2 separate regions of the Homo sapiens genome follow, and region 1 is linked to region 2. Evidence: read pairs that join two places in POLR2A ChIA-PET (ENCODE). Cell type or tissue: PC-9. All regions are shown on one strand. Region 1 overlaps PTGR1 (prostaglandin reductase 1). Region 2 overlaps SHOC1 (shortage in chiasmata 1).

Evidence for each region. Peaks named below come from ENCODE experiments on the same cell type or tissue, not always from the same donor. Only the 100,000 strongest peaks of a DNase experiment are listed, where the experiment ranks them.
Region 1: POLR2A ChIA-PET joins it to region 2 with 8 read pairs; 3 of 35 experiments call an interaction of 5 or more read pairs at or near these places.

What each region holds. Positions count from the first base shown.
Region 1 is chr9:111,582,807-111,586,806 of GRCh38, forward strand. PTGR1 (prostaglandin reductase 1) reads right to left here. Exons shown (of 10, transcript NM_001146108.2): 5 at 3,192-3,359; 6 at 666-783. Among named protein-coding and RNA genes, the nearest start is that of PTGR1, 15 kb to the right of the region's middle. In PC-9, no CTCF peak of the experiment used is centred here; no DNase peak of the experiment used is centred here; H3K27ac peaks cover 406 bases.
Region 2 is chr9:111,741,521-111,745,520 of GRCh38, forward strand. SHOC1 (shortage in chiasmata 1) reads right to left here. Exons shown (of 28, transcript NM_001378211.1): 11 at 1-50. Among named protein-coding and RNA genes, the nearest start is that of SHOC1, 51 kb to the right of the region's middle. In PC-9, no CTCF peak of the experiment used is centred here; a DNase peak (open chromatin) is centred at 1,971; H3K4me3 peaks cover 413 bases; H3K27ac peaks cover 2,729 bases.

The DNA.
Region 1 (4,000 bases), 160 kb before region 2:
TCTAACTTGTCCCCTAGGACCTAGGTCCTGAATCCTGCATCCCAGCCTTGGGCAAAGGATCAGTTGAGCCAGATCACCTTCCCACTATGTAATAACAAATCCATACTGTGTCTGAGTTGTTGCCTACTCTATACACCCACCATCAGATTGGATCCCTTGAGCAGACATCTGCTTAAATCAGAGCCAATGTTTCCTTGTCTTAGGTACCTCCCAGGAGTTAGTTCCCAAGCCATGGCCCCACTGCTCTGGGCTGAATGCCCATTTCCTTCTAGTACAACAGCCTTGGCAGTGGGGCCACGTGGGTGATGACTCTTAGCTGGCTCATCTCAAGTCCCTTCTTCTATTGCTAAGGACAATCATGAAGAAAGAAGATTAAGCTGTAGCGATAGAATGTTCAGTAAAAAATATGAAAATGATAAATGCCGATAAACTCACTACTCTAGACAGAGGCCATTTCTGACTTGATTATCTGCAATGTTATCAAATAACAATGTTCAGCTTATCTTTGGTATAGTTTTCCCCATTCCTCCAATTTCTCAATCTCCAACTTCTAAAGAAGACAACTAGACTATAAACTCCCTGAGGCCAAGGAAGATTTGCTGTGTTCACTGTTGCATTCCCAATGGGTTTTGAATAAAGGCTTGTTACTGGAGAAAGGCACTTACCTTGAGCTTTGCAATCTGCCCCACGACTGAGCCCACAGCTCCAGCTGCTGCATTAACCATCACTGTTTCTCCACCCTTCACACCACAGATTTCAAGTAGGCCAAAGTAGGCAGTCAGGCTAAAGGAAGAAAATTAAGGATATATGAATAGAGTTGTTTCTTTCCTCTATAACTCATTTATATATATCTTGAAAGCCTTCTCAGTGGCCCAGTGCCATGGGTCCAAGTAAAAGACAAAAATATGGAAATAAATATTGCCAGCCACTGTTGCTTTACTTCCTCCATCTCTACTGTCAGATAGGAATAAAGGTGATGTGAACTAGGGAGGGAAGGGAGAGTTGGCTAGAAAGGGGCTGTATCCTGTCCATTCACAGGCCAAATTTCAGGGGCAAAAGATGGAATATCTTTCTCAAACTTTGGGGATTCAAGAAGAGAGAGCTGTGCCTCATTCCCATATAAGTTCTATGTAGATGATGAGCTTCATGGGAGAAGCCCCCATGTTATCATGGCGACATAGCCACAGAGTAGCTACAATGCTGTGATATTAGGCATGAGAGGGTCACAGGGAGCATCTGGAGCTTTCCATGGCTCCAAAGTGGTATGGAAGACCTTCTGAAACTTCCCCGTATTACCCCAAGTAAGATGTCAAAGTTAGCTTGCAGGAAAAGAGCTACTGGACCTACCAAGATGCAGCACTGGCAGTACTGATGGGGACTGGGTGAAGACACCACCGCATCTCATTGGATTGCGAGTTTGGAAGGTGATATGATTGAAGACTTTCTTCACAACCAAAGTTTCCTCGTGTCTCCCTTCACCTCTTCTCCCCTACACCTGGCTCACAGTCCAGAGGGAATGACAGGTAACAGAGGAGAATAGAGAGGAAGAGCTCTCATCCGTAGAGGGTACAGGGCGGGCAGGAAAGACCAAGAAGTGCTGGAATTGTTTAGTGCCCACTAATTGAATGTAAGAAGGTATTAAGCATCCTCTACTTTCACAATGATGTCCTTGGCAGTGGCAATTTTGAGGAGTTCAAATTCTGAGTGAAATATGAATTTGGGGTACATAGGAGTTGTTTTTGTTTAGAGGTGACCATTTGGCACTGTATATATATTTCCATTTCATTCCTCAGAAGACCTTCAAAGTTGTAAAAAAGGAAAGGGAAGGAAGGGTGGGAAGAAGGAAAGGGGGAAAGGATCTCAAAACTTAGAGAAAGGAAGTAACTTTGAGCAGGAGACCAGCTTAAGACCAGTATAGATCAAGATCAAGAAGTTGTTGTTGTCCCCCTTCTACTGACACTGAACTTGTATTATCCCTTGGAGCTTTGCAACAACCGCAGGGAGAAGAAAAAAGAAATCCTGAGTTTTAAATTTGAAATGATGTGAGAAATCACTGAATTTAACTGAGGTTTTCTCTTATTACACTAGCCAAAAGGAGGGCTTGAGGTAGAAATGAAGTTCAGTAGTGGAAAATGTTAAGCTATATTTTTGCAGACCTGAATCTCAGCCAATAAAATCCAGACCCATTATAGTGATTGTTAAGCCACTTGCAGAATTTCAGACAAATTCATGTAAAGTTATTTCTGCATTAAAAAAAAAAACTACATGTTGACATTACTTAGCTTACACAGCCTCTGACTATATTTGGGGCCCATGAGAGGCTGGCATTGAATAGAAGGCAGTGAGAGGCACAGGCAGCATTTTTTTCTAAGAATCCAAATATCTAACATGCATTCCTTAGTGGCTTGGATCAGATGAATAAGAAATATACATAAGTGAATAAATTATCTTCTCTTTCAGGAGTCAGGATCTCCTAATATATTACAAATTACCTTCTCAACAACCAAAGTTTCCTCATGTCTACCTTCACCTCTCCTACCCCACACCTGGCTCACAGTGCAGAGGGAAGGATGAGCAGGATAACGAAGGAGGAGGAAGAGCTCTCACCCATAGAGGGTACAGGGCAGGCAGGAAAGAATAAGAAGTGCTGGAATTATTTAGTGTCCACTAATTGAATGTAAGAAGGTATTAATTTTAGTAAACATTAATTACTAAAATGTTTATTCATGCCGGGCATGGTGGGTCTAACTGAAATTTTGTATCCTTTGACCAACATCTCCCCAACCCTTCAGCCTCCCGGCCCCTGATAACTATCATTCTACTCTCTAATTCTATGAGTTCAACTTTGTTAGATTCCACACTGAAGTGAAATAATGTGGTATTTGCCTTTCTGTGCCTGGCTTATTTCACTTAACATAAAGTCCTCCAATGTTGTCACAAATGACAAGATTTTCTTCTTTTTTAAGGCTGGATAGTATTCTGCTATGTATATAGACCACGTTTTCTTTATCCATTCACCCATTGATGGACACTTAGGTTGATCTGCCATCTTGGTCCTGCCCTCTTCTCTGATCAGCCCCTGAGCCTATCATGCATCAAATATCTTCCTGTTGACCAAGTTCTGAACAAACCATTTTGGAAAATCAGAGTGTCAGACATTCAAACAAATGGAATATATCCATGAAACTCACCCTGGCATGCCAACTGTCCCCAGAGCCAAAGACAGTGGTATTGTGTCTGGCCACTCTGTCAGCAGCTTTTCCAGATCTTTCCCATCAGAAATGGAGTGCGTTGTCCAGCCTGGAGAAGCCAGTACAATAGTTCCTTTTGGTAGGGCTACATTTTTACTTTCCACAACTCTGAAAGATAAAGCACATTAAGGCATTAAGGCATGTGACATGTCTTCCCTTTCAAGGGAGTCAGGATGCTGTGTGGTTAGTGTTGACAAAAGTGCACTGAGGTTGATATTCCACAACTGATAGTCCACCACCCCTCTCCATCTTAATTCTTAGCCATCGGCATAGGGGTCACCAGAGAACTCTCAACTGGCCCAGCCACTTGAGGAAGGAGTGGCTCATGGGGTGAGGAGCGCCTGTTCTCACCCACATCTCTTCCTTTTAAGCAAGAGGCCTCTGTCCTGTGGCTCAAGGTGACCTGGACACTAGCCTTCTCTTCTTCAGGTGTCGCTCTCTTTCCCTTAGCCTTCCACTTTCCAGAATCGTTGAGATTTTCCTCTCTACTGTCCCTTTCACTCAAAATATAAGCATGCTCAAGTCTGCCATCTTATAATCCCATCCCTCCCCTAGCTCCTTGCCCCTTCGTCTTCCTTTTTCAGCCAAACTTCTTCACTTCCCATTCATGTGCTAACCCGCTGCAACCTGCCTTCCACCCCTACTACTCCACTAAGGTCACAACAACCTCCTGAGCACAAAATCCAGTGGATATTCCTTAATCATTGTCTGATTTTACTTTTCCACTCTCTCTCTCTCTCTCTCTCTAT
Region 2 (4,000 bases):
GCCACATCATGTAGTATTCATTAGCTGATTCTTCAGCAGTAAGCAAATTACTGAAAAAAAGAGTTAAAGTTTAATACATTAATAATATTGAGTCTTTTGTATAATAAAATTTTATTTTATTTTATTTTTTTGAGGCAGAGTCTCGCTCTGTCGCCCAGGCTGGGGTACAGTGGCACTATCTTGGCTCACTGCAACCTCCGCCCCAGATTCAAGCGATTTTCCTGTCTCAGGCTCCCGAGCAGCTGGGATTACAGGCGTCTGCCACCATGCCTGACTAATTTTTGTATTTTTAGTAGAGGCGGGGTTTCACCATGTGGGCCAGGCTGGTCTCCAGCTCCTGACCTCAAGTAATCCGCCCACCTTGGCCTCCCAAAGTGCTGGGATTACAGGTGTGAGCCACCGCGCCTGGCCCAAAATTTTATTTTTAAAAAGTATTTTTAAAGTACTTTTACACTCAAAATCAAGTGAAAAATTGACTTTATAAATGTGTAAACTGCAGTCGAGTTCTACAGACCAAATATCAAACACAGTACTCACTTCCTCCATCCTTGGGAAAGTTTGGTAATTTGTAAACTCAATTGTTCCTACTTGACTGTAAATTACTCCCACCTCTACCTCCCTCAATGGAACCTGGAGCCAGAGAGGGCTGACTTGGGAGAGTTTTAGCACTTCCCTCCATAAACTATGCTAGCGTCAACCTTATACGCCACCAAAAATAAAAATACAATCTAAGTAAAATTACCATGCTTACCATGCACATAGCAACCTCAACAAAAATTTTTATAAAATTGCTGTCCCCAAGTCCATTCCATATAGAAATTCTGGATCCTCTACTGGCTGAGGATCAGAACTGTGAAAAAGTCCTTCTCTGGAGATGGCAGAGTCCTAAAGTTTAGTTCAAGACCTTCAATCTTGGTGGGTTTGTGAGTGAGTGATGTGTGTCTGTGTATGTGTGTTTAGGGGTACTCGGGGGGAGAAGGGAGAAAATAAGCATGTCAATCAGTGTAAATTACAGCTCATCTGTAGCTATGATGCTACTAGCCTTCGTAGGGGAAAGACTATTAATTCATAAACCCCTTAATCTGTGTCCCAAGCTCCCTGCTACCCTGAGTGAGAACTGATTGTATTCTGTTTCTCTGTTCATATGGAACATATATGAGCATGCTAATTATAAGTATTGCCAGTTAAATTGACAGTCTAGGGCAGTGGAAAGCTAGGTTTTATGTCTAAGGCATCCAGTTTACCCACATAATCCAAAAATCTGGTCATGTGATAGAAAATTTGAGAATCTAGACAATTCCTGAATCTTACCAAGGTTTCTTTGACAACACCTCAGATTGTAAGCAACTATTTTAAAGTGAAAGGAACGTGTTATATTTAGCAGGCCATGTCCAATATAGACACACATTTTCACTCTTAACGGAGCTTTCTGAAGGCATGTCTGAATCTGATACATTGTTCATAAAAATATATTCACAAGTCAGCAGTCAGTTAGTAGCTTAATAAAATCTTATGCCATACAGACTTTTCTTTTTTAGCCCATAAAATCTAGCATAGAATCTTATATGTGGTAGGCACTAAAAATATTGTTAACTGGGTATTATTTTCAGCCAAAATGTTGTGCTCTGAAATAAAAATAATTGGGACCATAAAAATAAGTTAAAGCTACAATAACATTCTTTGTTATTTTTCCTTCTTTTTTTCAAAAAAATTTTAACACCTTTTCTCCTTGTTTTTAGTTTTACAGTTGAGATATACAGTAGTTCCCCCTTATCCATGAGTTCACTATACTCGGTTTCATTTATCTGTGTTCAACTGCAGTCCAAACTATTAAACAGAATATTCCATAAACAATTCATAAGTTTTAAATTGCACTGTTGCGAGCAGTGTGATGAAATTTCATGCCATCCTACACCATCTCGCCCAGGATGTGAATCATCCCTTTGCCCAGCATATCCACACTATATGTACTCACTACCTGCCCATTAGTCACTTAGTAGCATTCTCAGTTATCAGATCAGCTGTTGCAGAATCACAGTGCTTGTGTTCAAGTAACCCCTTCTGTATTTAATAATGACTCCAAAGCACAAGAGTAATGAGGATGGTATTTGTTATGGTCGTTCTATTTTACTATTTTACTATAGTTATTGCTGTTAATGTCTTACTATGGCTAATTTATAAATTAAACTTTATCATAGGTATGAATATATGAGAAAAAACAGTATATATAGGGTTCAATAACATTCGCAGTTTCAGGCATCCATTTAAGGTCTTGGAATTTATTCTCCCGGCATAAAGGGGGACTACTGTAAACTCATTTTTAAAATATGGATTTTTAAGCTTTTACAGTTGCCAAACAAATGGAAGTGATTTATCTCTTGCTGGTAAATGTAGTAGTGAGGGGAAAACTTCTTTCAGTTGTTTCAAATGGCTCTAAAACCATTAGCTAATTTGAAAGCCTTTTTTTTCTAACTTTGCCAAATCGTAAGTCATTAGTTAAGATTTGTTTCATAAATTCTTATTAGATATTTGAGTTATAACAATAGACATATAACTTGTGATTAAAAAGAGCTTATTATGGTTTAAATACTTCTAAAATCAAACTGAAATTAAAGATCATACTAATTTCTGCTAGTTTCTGTTTCTAAAAATGCCAGTCTGTCATAACAGATGGATTAGGGTGTATGGACTAAATAAAAGAGTAAAAGGGCACTAACAAAAACAGTATATGTCCTGCAAATAAATATCTTGTACCTTATCAAGAGAACTAAAAGTATTTAAACAAAGTGTATGTAGTTTCCATACTTGTCCTATGCTCTTTTTAGGGCTCATATCTGATATGGACAATTCTTAGTTCATGATAGAACTCTGTATAGCACAAATTTACTCTAGAAATGTAAATAATTCTTAGCCAGAAGATAAAGATATATTTAGGGCCCTCAGTCTTATGCTTTGACACTTTCCTGAGACCATTAATAGAAGCCTAAGCAGCCAGTGATGAATTATACAGCCTTGACTCCAGCTGGTCCCAGTAATCCAAATAGCACTCTCCTCTGGCAGATCAGCTAATTATAACAAGAATTCAAACCTAACACACACAGTTCCCACAGTTTCCAGTCCTGGAATAATTCATTAGAGACTTGTAGACTTTACTGTCATCTTCCTGAAAATATGTTATTTTAGGACACATTAAGTTCTAGGTTTACAGTAGACTAATTGTACTGGTTATGTTCCCAATTTTTTAACTGGCGTAAGAAGCAGAGGAATGGAATGGCTTTATTCCAGGATAGCAGACTAATCAATCTTAGAAAACATTAAGCTACATGTGTGCTGCATGGTTTAAGACAGCAATGAAAGCTATCTCAGACTCTATCAAAGGGCAAGGATGCTGGGCTATTAAGCTATGCAGTTTTGGCTCAAACTAGAATATAATGACCTAGCCCTGCAGTATCAATTCTACAATTTCAGACTATTCTGTGCAATAATGATGGGGTATTGAACAAGTTTACGAATCAAGCCTTGGTTCTGTATGTCTGGTCCACCCATTACTGAGACCACATTGACAAGAGGTGAACAAGGTCAGTGGCTGTCCTCTGTTAGAGATAGGACATCCATAAGAGAGCAAGGACTCTTGCACTCTTAATGGGAATAAACTGATAGCCAAATCTATTGATCAACGATTGTCCACACTGCTCTGTGATCTTTGGCTACTTCTGGCCACAGACCTATGACAAATCTTTTAGTAGACCTCTTAACAACCTTATAGATACTATTATTATCCCAGTATTGTAGATTTAAAAAACCTGAGGCACAGAACAATTAAGGTTGCAGTTAGAAAGTGATAGAGCTAGGCAATCTGGCTCTAGTTCAGAGCTTCTAACCACTTATTATGGGCTGAATTGTGTCCCCACAAAATTCTTATGTTGAAGACCTAATCCTCAGTACCTCAGAATGTGACTGTATTTGGAGACAAGGTCTTTAAAGAGGTAATTAAGTTAAA